Linked DNA regions of Mus musculus: region 2 is linked to region 1. Evidence: chromatin loops called from intact Hi-C (ENCODE). Cell type or tissue: left cerebral cortex. All regions are shown on one strand. Links, peaks and the distances in the headings refer to the core of each region. The heading gives the core; the rest is flanking DNA.

The links. Hi-C counts contacts between places; a loop is a spot of excess contacts. Peaks named below come from ENCODE experiments on the same cell type or tissue, not always from the same donor. Only the 100,000 strongest peaks of a DNase experiment are listed, where the experiment ranks them.
Region 2: it touches region 1 in a loop (2.6-fold over the local background); 1 of 42 quality-filtered maps calls a loop at or near these places.

Annotation. Positions count from the first base shown.
Region 1 is chr16:10,519,161-10,524,160 of GRCm38, reverse strand. Ciita (class II transactivator) reads right to left here. Exons shown (of 19, transcript NM_001302618.1): 15 at 3,107-3,193; 16 at 359-442; 17 at 165-248. Among named protein-coding and RNA genes, the nearest start is that of Dexi, 21 kb to the left of the region's middle. In left cerebral cortex, for the core only: CTCF peaks have their summits at 1,136 (motif pointing right) and 2,765 (motif pointing right); DNase peaks (open chromatin) are centred at 1,146 and 2,767.
Region 2 is chr16:10,444,474-10,450,976 of GRCm38, reverse strand. Tvp23a (trans-golgi network vesicle protein 23A) reads left to right here and starts at 3,615. Exons shown (of 7, transcript NM_001013778.2): 1 at 3,615-4,047. The coding sequence starts at 3,932. In left cerebral cortex, for the core only: a CTCF peak has its summit at 3,586; DNase peaks (open chromatin) are centred at 1,229, 3,577 and 4,104; H3K4me3 peaks cover 1,747 bases; H3K27ac peaks cover 1,026 bases.

The DNA.
Region 1 (5,000 bases), core at 1-5,000:
GTTTTACTAACATAACAAGTCTTGTCTGCAGGTATTGCCATCCTCATCTCTGAGGCCAGCAGGCAAATCACTTGACATCCCAGGATCAGGTACTAGTTGGCAGGGGTAGGATTTGACTTCTAAAGACACTCACATACTCCAGCCCTGGGGGCGATGTGACTTACGCCAGTGTTTCCACCTGAGGGCACTTCTGAAGGCTGGAGGCCAGTTGCTGGGCACCGGCAGCCGTGAACTTGTTGAACTGGACACTGAAGAGAGAGACCCATCCTGAGGCATGACAACTCCCACCTCAACCCTTCTCACGATGTGGGTGGGAGATCCTCTGCCTCCACAGACACCACCCAGCCCCTACACTCACTCCATCACACGCAGGGACACCATGTCCGGAAGTACTTGTGCCAGGCTCTTGGCTCCTTTGTCACAGATGCAGTTATTGTACAAGCTGCCGGCAACAGAGGAAGAAAGAGGGTTGGGGTGCTGGGCCAGTTCAGGCCAGGTGATAGCCACTCAACTGAGATTACTACTTCTATCTATCTATCTATCTATCTATCTATCTATCTATCTATCTATCTATCTATCTAAAGACAAGGTCCCATGTATCCCCATACTGGCCTGGAACTTGGTATGTAGTCAAAGATGACCTTTAACTTCTGATTCTCCTGCCTCTACCTCTTGAGTACTAGGATTACAATGCACCACATCCAGTTTATGCAGTGCTGGGGATGGAATGAATCCAGGGCCTCATACATGCTAGGCAAGCACTCTAACAACTGAGTCACATCCCCAGGCAGGCCCTACTGTCCCATTTTACAGATGGACTAATTGAGGCCCAGAATGTTGAGGCCACTACTTATTTGTAGTTCCACAGTGAGTTCAAGATACAACAGCATGGGCAGTAAGTTGTACACTGGGCTTGGTGGTTCAGGCCTGTAATTCCAGCTACTTAGGAAACTGAGGCAGAGGGATTACAAATTAGGCCAGCCTAGAATACATGAGACCCTGTCTCAAATTAGAACTTAAAAAATGTTTATTATATGTGTGCATGGATGTTTGTTTATTATATGTGTGTGTGTGTGTGGGGGGGGAGTGCTTTGCCTTCATGGATGGCTGTGCTTCATAGGTGCAGTGCCCAAGGAAGCCAGAAGAGGGCATCAGATTCCCCTGGGACTGGAGTTCACAGATGGTTGTGAGCTACCAAGTGAGTGTTAGAAATGGAATTCAAGTTCTCTGCAAGAGCAACCAGTGTTCTTAACTGTGGAGCCATCTCCACAGCCCCTCAAAAACAGAAAGTTAAGAAGGCTGGGGTTATAGCTCAGTAGTAGAATGCTTGTCCGGTATATATGAAACAGCTCTGGGCTTCATACTCAGTAACACACACACACACACACACACACACACACACACGAGGAAGGGAGAAAGAAGGGAGGGGAGAGGGGAAAAGGAGAGGGAAAGAGAGAGGGGGTAGGAAAGAGAGAAGAGAGGAAAGAAAGAAGGGGGAAAGAGGGGAAAGACTGGGGGAGGGGAGAGAAGGAAAAGGAGAGGGAGGGGAGGGGGAGAGGGAGGGGAGGGGGAGAGGGAGAGGGAGAGAGGTCTTTCTCAGCCCAAAGCATGGAAATTATAAGGGGAGGAGCTTCCCAGGTTCAAAGACGTGCCTCTTCCTATCCAGTCTACTTCCTACCCACACGGCTGCTCATTTGTAGAACTGGTAGGAGGGGGTCACTGTAGGGAGAGCAGGTAGGCTCTTGGTTTATGCTGTGGGCTATGCATCATTCAGGTCTCACAGTGTGACACAGAAACTGCTCAGGGCCAAATGAGCTACCACAGAAGGTGAGTTGGGTTGGCCACAGGAAGAAGAAAACCTGGAAACTCTGGGGACTTTGTAGTTGGAATGAATGTATTCAATATTATGAAATAGCAGTAAGCCATTTAAGTCCAGTAAGACCTACTATCATCGTCTGGTCACTGCAGGTACCGTGTGTGTGTTTGCCATATAGGTGTATATGCAGACAACACACACACACATACATACACACACATGTACACACACACATACACACACAGTATTTTTTTAAAATGTAAAAGGGAAAAGCAGGCTGAGCACAGCACTCAGTACTCTCTGCTTCCCGGCTGCAGATGCAATGGGACCGGTCGCCTTCACATTCCTGCCACATGCCCTCCCACCATCATGGGCTGCACCTCACACTGTGAACCCAAAGAACCCCTCCCTCCCTCCCTCCCTCCCTCCCTCCCTCCCTCCCTCCCTCCCTCCCTCCCTCCCTCCCTCCCTCCTTCCTTCCTTCCTTCCTTCCTTCCTTCCTTCCTCCCTTCCTTAGGTTGTCTTTGTTTGGTATCTGGTCTCAGCAACAATAGTAGTTAGTATGCCTTCCTGGCCCACAGGCACCTGCCCGTATGACCTAGACTTTCCTGACCTCCAACCCCCGACCCCCAAGACACCCATGTTAGGGAATCCTATACACTTAGCACAACCTAGTTTAGGTAACGAGTACACACATTATGAATTTTGCAGGGCACAAAGAGGACCTGCTTGGAAGGCTGTAGGAGTGGCTGCCTCAGTAGAGGTGCATAGCAGACACCTCTCCTAGACTTGGGGAAGGAAATCCTTTCCTATATGGCTAGCCAAGAGCTGCTACTGCTGAGCTGAATGGCTGGGGCTCTGGGCCAAATTCAGTTCCCTCTCAGGCCCCTTAGTACCAAAGACTTGCTGAAAGGAATTTAGAAGTTGGAGCTGCTACACCAAGGTCTTCCAGAAGGTGGCAGTGTGAGAACTAGCTGGAATAGTGGTGGACAGCCCAGAAGCCAGCACTGCAGGGCTTTCCAGTGGGCTCTTCCTTGGGTAAAGGGCAACCATCTACTACTGCTCACTAGGGATAGCGCTGGAGTATGACACATGATCCATTGACATGGTTCATATTTTACAGATGAAGAAATAGAGACTTGGAACTAGTAAGCGACTTGCCCCAAGGCTGTGGTGATGTGCCACAAAGAGCAGCAAAAGGGGGTCCTATACCCCCCTCACCCCTACCTCCCCCCAGCCCCACCCCACCCCCATCTCCCCAGCCCATTCAGTGGGGGGTACCTCACTCACCTCAGCCTTAGGAGGGACTTGGCTAGGGCTGGCAGAGCTTCTGCAAGCTTGCAGGCACCCACATCAGTGATGTTGTTTTGGGACAAGCTAAGGAGACACAGGGAGGAGAAGGTCCAGGACCTAAGTGGAAGGCTCTCCCTTCCTCACCGGCTGGAAACTCGCTGCTTCACAGGGGACTGTAGCCACACAGCCATGATAGCCAGCCCTGGGAAGGGTCATGGGTAATGAGGATGAACCTACAGAAACCACTCACCAATATGAAGGGTTTGTTACAGAGAGAGTGGGCTGGCAGGGGAGGGGAGAGGTGGGAGCAGAGAGAGAGGTCCTCTCCTCCACCTGCTGTCTAATTTGATAGTGCCTTTTCCCCTAGGGCTATCTTCCAGCTCTACATACAGTAGGTACTTAATAAATGCTCATGTGTCCGGGAATAGAAAGGAAGGAAGGGGGAGGGAGGGAGGGAGGGAGGGAGGGAGGGAGGGAGGAGCTGTGTGAGGGAGGACTGAGAGGAGGGGGCGCCATGATCAGGATGTAAAGTAAATAAACAAATTAATATTTTTTTAAAAAAGGTCAGAAGGAGAGTGGAGAAGGGAGGGAAATCTATCTTGTGGTATACCTGGACCATTGTAAATTATAGAGACATTACACATCAGGAAATGTACACATGAATCCTTGGGTATTTTCAGGCTTCTTAACCTTGTTTATAAGATGGAGTGTTGACAGATTTTTTAAAAAATGGTTTATTTGTTTTGTTGTGGGAATTGAACCTAGGGCCTTGTGTGTCCTAGATAAGTGCTTTATCATCACTATGTTCTCAGTGCTTCTATATTATTATTATTATTATTATTATTATTATTATTATTATTATTATTATATTGTGAATTAGAATTCCTAGAAAGACTCTGTGTCGCAGAGACTGATTGAAAGATTGTGGAGAGGTCGGGAGAGGCCCAAGAACAGCCAGTCCTTACCCACCTCTGTGTCAGAAGTGTGGCTGGTGGATAAAACCTCTTGGGCTCTATTAACTTAGCTGACCACTAGCTTCCACCAATCCAAAAGCTAAGACTGCCCTCAGATGACATCTTGGGCCTGTAGAAAAGCTCCCCCTACTTGGTGTACCTGCTTCTCTCGGGTTCCTACCAATATATTTTTTGTTTTGTTTTGTTTCTTGTTTTTCGAGACAGGGTTTCTCTGTGTAGCCCTGGCTGTCCTGAAACTCTGTAGGCCAGGCTGTTCTCGAACTCACAGAGATCCGCCTGCCTCTGGCTCCCAAGTGCTGGCATTAAAGACATGCACCACAACTGTCTGGCCATGCCAATGTATTTTATATGGCTATCTTTGTTCTTTAAAACTATAAAACTTCATGGAATTGCCTCCATGTTGGAACATGGAGTCTGAGATTACCTAGATCTGTGTTTCTGAGCCACGGTCACTCAAGATGGCTCCCAAATAAACTCTTAACCGCTTTAGGAGGAGAGCAATGTTTCTGCATTGACATGCTTTTACATGAGTTCTGGAGACCAAACTCTTATCTCCCGGCATGTGCAGCAAGAGCCTTTACCCTCTAAGGCATCTTATTGGCCCCTTTTACATCTTTTGTTCTGAAACAAGGTGTCATGTAGCCCAGGCTAGCCTTGAACTCAAAGATCCTCCAGCCCCAGTCTCTCCAGCGCTGGGATCACGGGTGTATCATGTCCATCTCCCACACACCCATTCTACCTTAACTTCCCAAAGCATAAAACAGCTAAAGACAACTTCCACCGCTCAGTGTTTCCACTGCTAAGCCCCAACCTATCCTGTCTCTTCCAACATCCCAGAACAGTTTTCATGCATTAAACTTTTATTACAGTGTATTTTATTTTGATACTTTTTTCTCTTTCTCTTTTTTAGTGTGTGT
Region 2 (6,503 bases), core at 911-5,910, 74 kb after region 1:
TTTGTAGGGCCAGGCTTTAGACCCACATAAAATCAGACATGGTGACTCACAACTGTGATTCCAGCGCTTGCTCAGGGTGCAGAGCTGGGAGGATCAGGTAGAAGGTTATTCTCAGCTACAGAATGAGTTTGAGGTCAGCCTGGAATCCATGATCCACAGCATCTCAAAACAAACAAACAAAATCTAACTTACATTTCTCTCTCTCTCTTTCTTTCTTTCTTTCTTTCTTTCTTTCTTTCTTTCTTCCTTCCTTTCTTTCTTTTTTTTTTTTTTTTTTTTTTTAGTGGTTTTTCTAAGACAGGGTTTCTCTGTGTAGCCCTGGCTGTCCTGGAACTCACTCTGTAGACCAAGCTGGTCTCGAACTCAGAAATCCGCCTGCCTCTGCCTCCTGAGTGCTGGGATTAAAGGCGTGTGCCACCACACCCGGCACTAACTTACATTTCTTAAATTCACTCCTTTAAAATGTATCGCTTACTGCTTCTGCTGTGGACACAGACACAGTATGGAAGGTGAGACATAGACTCACGTCACTGTGCTGTGGGCTCACAGGGGTTCCTCACATCCCAGTGCCTCTCTTAAGGCCATCAAATCACCGTCACCAGGGAATAGTTTGCTAAACCTCTACACTGAGAAGGGCTCTTTATAGGCACTGTGTTTAGTCCTTGCGTTCCTGGATAGGGGAATTGTGGACCCATTTTATAGATGCAGGCACTGAGGCCAGACAGATGGTGTCTCCTGCACAAGTGTCCCATCCAGGCCTGTTGACAACCAGACATTGAGCTTCAAGAGTCTCCAGAGCCCAATGGCTGCACAAGCCTGGAGACCCTTCAGGGACTGTTGGGGGTCCAAGACTCAGCTACAGGACTAGAGATAAGACCGAGCCTGGAGGTTCTGATCCCTGCCCCCATGTAGGTGGAGGAGCAGAGAACATGGAAGAAAAGGTTAGTGTTTAGTCTCTGCTCTAAGTATTCCCTATATCCCAAATACGCCTAGTATTTCCCTTATGAAAAATAATTTCCCAAATGCCTCCCTTGAGTCTCCAAAGGCCTGGAATAGACTCCTCAAACCTACCTAGCAACAGGTGACTTAGTCACAGGCAGCTCCTCGCTAAGGGCAGAGGAAACCCTGGCATCTCTTCCTTCATTTTGCTTGTCTCCTTGTGTTTGCCTCAGACTCCTGTCTCATTCTGCCCAGACATGGAAATTATAAAGGCCCATCTGTCTCCTTTCATTCCCCTCAAGACTGAAGATAAATAAGACAGTATGCTAAGTTTGCCGTCACCGGGACTCCAGAACGGCAGACTTCCCAGGCCCACCAACTGCAGGTGAAGTCAGTCCACGATGCTGAGGCTTCACCTGGAATGACCGGGTTAGTCTCCCTGTTAAGAGATTAACAGTGTCTCAGACCCAGTGGCACAAGCTGAACAGTGAGGGACAGGACCACAGCTCAGCCAGGACTGCTCACTCGGGATACCTCTGGCTCCTGACTTAGGTCTTCCTCTACCGAACCTAACACTTGTATCCGCACCCTGAAGATGAACTCAGGGTCACTGGGCCCCTTCTCCTGCTTCTCCCCACTGTGTTGATTAAATCTCTTCTGCTTTTCGCTCTCAACCATCTTGTCTGTGGGTGTATGGGGACAGGCAGCTGAACCTAGCTTATTGCTGCTGCCAGATGCTACCCTGGTTTCAGACCTGAAACCCCACCTACAGTGTGGCTGGAGCCGGCTTCAGAGCAACGATAAAACTCCCTGCACAGTTCTTGTCCTTTGTCCTCCTGTCCTTTGCCCTGTGTGGACAGCCCAGGGGAGGTGGAGAACAGGGTAACCTCACGATCATACGGTGACCTTCGTGGTAGATTTAGTGGTCAGTCGTGAGGTTTCCCATTCTGAGAATGTCAGTTAGCCCGGATGGGGCTTCCTAGGGGGTTTTCCCAGCCCCTTGCCCCAACTCAACAGACACCAGAAGCTGCTAGTCTTTCGAGTCAGAGGAAAAGCCCCTAAATGCACTACAATGGCCGCTCACCTCCACCTGGCCTCCACTGAGAACCAGGACACGCCTGGTGGCTGTGGTTCCTCGGTGTCATATCTGGGCCTGGAACCAGCAATGGGTTGGGAAGAGCCCACAACACTCTCCAGAAAGCCTGCCTTGGTGGTATTAAATCCTGATGCCCCAGGGATAATTGAGGCCTTGAACTGAGCTTTCTGCTGCCCAGGTAATGGAGCCAGCCTCCATTCCAGCAGAACCCCAGGCCCTTCCTCTACTCTGCCAGGTGGGAAGCCGAAGAGAAGGCCCTGGGTCTGACCCTGGGAGCTTTGGCAATCTGCTGTGCTGATTTTAGTGGATCATCTTATTAGTTGAGCAGCAGAGGGCTTAGAAGCTACTAGAACTGATGTTGGTTTGGAAATATATACATATACATATACATATACATATACATATACATATACATATACATATACATATACATATACATACAAACACACAGACATGTTTGTGTGGGGTGTGTGTGTCACTGGGGATTGAATCAAGAGTCTCTTGTATGCAAGACAAACACTCTAGCACTCACTAAAATCACTTGCTTGTGCATATGCCCACCCCACCCCATCCCCCTTCTACCTCATTTTTAAAATAAACTTTTTGAGATAGGATCTTGCTAATTTGCCCAGGCTGGTCTTGAACTTGTTTTGTATTTTAGGCTAGCCTGAAATTTGTGATCCTCCTGCTTCAGCCTTCCTAAGTACTGTGATTACAGGCCAACATTGCCATGTCAGTCAGAGTTTGAAAAACACTTCAAAAGGCTTGGCCCCTGAGATGGTCTTCTGTCATAGAAGGAGTCCCCTTTCCCTTCCCCCCAGACAGCATCTCTGTGTCCTAAAGAGTGGTGTGTGCAGCTGGCAGCTCTGGCACAGCTATAGGATTAAAGGTGAACCAGCCCCTTACTGCGCTCTAGCCAGGGCAGGAAGGAACTGCCCTGGAGCTTGTGGCTCGGTATCCCTGAGGGGGTCACCAGGAGTCAGGCTAACACCTGGTTGTGGGGGAGGGAGAAAGGGGAACCATGAAGCAAGACTAGCAGCTTTGGCTTCCTGTCACTCAGCTCTGTCCCAGGATGGCAGGGAGGGATATGGGGGCTAAGGGAGATTGTGTAGATAGTGGGGTGGGAATTGGGAAATGGCAGGGGTAGGCCATAGAAGAGATTCTGCGACTCTGTTCTGGGCCAGGAGAAGGCCAGCAAGGCCTTCACATGGCTACAACTACTCTTCTCTGTGTGCCCATTTCTATGTCAATACTGCTGTTCCCAAGCCACGCAACTAGATCCTGATCACAGCTGTTTGTTTATTTATTTGTTTGTTTCTATGCAGCCGGGCAATCTTCTGCTTCAGATTTCCAAGAGTCACAGGCTTGCACTACTATGCCTGGCGCAGAAGAGTTTGCTTTTTATAGAGCCAGCAAACTCTGCTTCCAACCTGAGCGCTCAGCTTCTGGATACTAACTTACATTCACGTCCTGCACCCTCCGTGTTGAACTCGGCTCTCAGTGTATCCCAGCATCCTTGGGTATCCTCTCTGGCTCCGCCCCAGTCCGCGACTGCGCACTGCACAGAGCCCCTCCCCCCATCGATCACTAGAGCTGAGCTAAGGCTGGGAGCATCCCACAGGCGGGCTCCCTGCTGGGCATCCTAAACTTTGGGCGGTGAAGGGCAGAGCTGGAACCTGTGCTATAGTGTCAAGTGGTACCCAGGGGGATGAAGCAGGTAGGGCTGCAGAGATGCTGCATTGGGAGGTAGATGCACTGGCCTTGAAGGCTAAGCCCCCGAGCAGTAAGGAGGGTGGGGAAAGCCTAGGGAACTAAGGGAATAATGCTGGGAGGAGCACAGAGACATATCCAGGGAGAGAGGGCGCTCACGCCCGAAGGCCTCCTGTGAGCTCTGGGATGGCCTGCCATCTATCTGCTCCTGCTGTTCCCCAGGGCCTAGGGGATGATACTGAGGATGTGTCCCTGGACTTCGGTAATGAAGAGGAGCTGGCCTTTAGAAAGGCCAAGATCAGGTATGTTGACTTATTTGGTCCCAAGCTGCAAATTCATTCATTCGCCAACTCATTCATTCGAAATACACGGAACAACTGCTGTGTGCATGAGTTGTACAGACCCTGCCCCCTTGGAGCCTAGAGCTTGGGGGCGGGGCAGCTGATTTATTAGGCAAAAATGTTAAGAGGGTTAGAAAGAAACTAGCACGGTGAGGTAAGAGAAGGTTCCAAGGGTTGTTCTCATGCTCTAGCACAAAGGGGCGGGGCGGGGGAAGGGGTCTTTGAGGCAGTGACTTTTAAGCTGAGACTGGATGCTGAGAAGCCGGCAGCCACAGGAGGCTCTGGAGGAAGAGAATTTGGGCTAAAGGAACAGGAAGTGCAAAGGTTCTGCATCCTTGTTGGAAGGTCAGATATGGCAGTGTAGGAGAGGAGTCAGTCTGCAGCAGGGTAGCTGCGAAAGTGCAAACCCCTGAGCCTTCAAGAAACAATCACAGCTCAGCCACGCCCACTTGTCCATCCCACTCGTCCCTAGCATACTTAGAGGCCTGGTACCTAGTGCTTTCTCTTTATGTTTTCTGGTACTGGGAATGGAACAGAGGGCCTTGTGTATGCTAGTCAAAAGTGCTACCTTTCCGCTACGGTTATTTTGTCTTCCTCTTCCATTAGATCATCCGACCCAAATACAACAGTCTCTAAGAATGAAATTAGTACGTGGTCACTGTAACAAATTGTCATAAACATGCTAGTTTCATGTAGTTCAGTTGGTGGAGTATCTGCTTAGCACGAACAGACCTCTGGGTTCCATCCTAACCACAGCATCAACGAGGCATGGTGGTGTGCACGTGCACATGCGCTCCTGTACCTCTCAATAATAAGGGCATTTGTGACAATACCGCAACCCTACTCAGCAACCTAGGGTAATTTGCACCTTTACAATGTGAGGTCTGGGCGTGTAGCTCAGTTGGTAGAGTACTTGCCCAGCATGCATGAAGCCCTGGGTTCTAATCCACTCCTAGCTCTAAATAAACTGGGCCTAGTAGCAAGCAGCTGTAACCTCAGCACGAAGGAGATGGAGGCAGGAGATTCAGAAGTCCCCGGTCACTCTCAGCTACTCAGTGAGTTTAGGACCAGCGTATTCTACATGAGCCTCTCTGTTTCTGTCAGTCTCTCTGTCATTGTCTGTCTCTTTCAGATCCGTTACTAAATGAAGATAACCTTTTTTCACATAATACAACATCCACAGCTCCCAGAGATCAGACCCTAGACACTTGAGGCTCATTCTTCATCCTTCATACTGTTGTCATTGGAATCCTAAGTGAAGGGTTTTATAGAGTATCTAAACAATTACAGGTTCACTGCCTGGTAAATATCACCTGTAACCCTGACCCTAGGCTGGTGGCTGGGACTATGTAGGATACGGGACCAGCCCCTGCCTGTGGAGTTGCCCAGGCTAGTATGTAAGGACACTGCCTGTGGAGTTGCCCAGGCGAGTATGTAAGGACACCGCTGCCATGTAAAGGTTAGGCCCTGCTTTGTTGTGGGGCTGCCCTGTATAACTCTTGATTGCTTTACTCAGCTGGCTTTCTCCTCCCTTTTGCTGTTCAGGAGCCCCTGCCTAGAGAATGATACCACTCACAATGGACTGGGTCTTCCTCCTCCCCTTGTTAACAATCAAAGCAATCCCCCTAACCTGATCTGGATAATTCCACATTAAGAGTCTTCTCAAGTGATTCTAGGTTGTATCAAGTTGACAGTTAAAATCAATGAGCCCAGATGTGTTGTTCATCAGATATAATGTGGTCACCTGTGGCTATTGAGCATTGCACTATAGCTAGAGTTATGGAATTTGGTTCTGTTTAATTTTTATGTAAAGTTAAACACCCATGTACAAGAGCTACTTTTCAGTGGAAGAATTTGGCCATAGCAGTGTTAGGGTCAAGACTGAAGGGTGAAGTTAGTGCCTTAGTCTCTTTCCTGTTGCTATGATAAGATAACTTAGAAAAGGAAGCAGCTTAAGAAAGAGAGGTTTAGTCTGGCTCACAGTTCAGCAGCCAAGTGCTTCACATCGTGGGAGTCACCATGGCAGGAGCTTGGTGTAGCTGGTCACAGTGTGTCTCTAGTCAGGAAGTATAGTGGAATGCTTGTATTCAGCTCCATTTCCCTTGTTTATAGGGTCTAGGATCACAGCCCAGGGAATGGTGCTGCCCATAGTGGGTGGCTCTCCCTACTTCCATCAGATTACTCAAAGTAACTCACACTGGGCAATGCTGAGTTCTGTGTCCCAGGTAATTCTAGATATCCTTTAGTTGACTGTTGAGATTACTCATCATAGACTGGTTTAGGGGCAGAAGAAAACAGAGGCTGGGAGGGTGGCCCAGGACACCTCGGAGGTATAATCTACCTTCACTGGATGGTGGTTAAGGTGTGGAGGATGGAGAGGGAACTGGAGAGATGGATCAGTGGGAAAGAGCACTTGC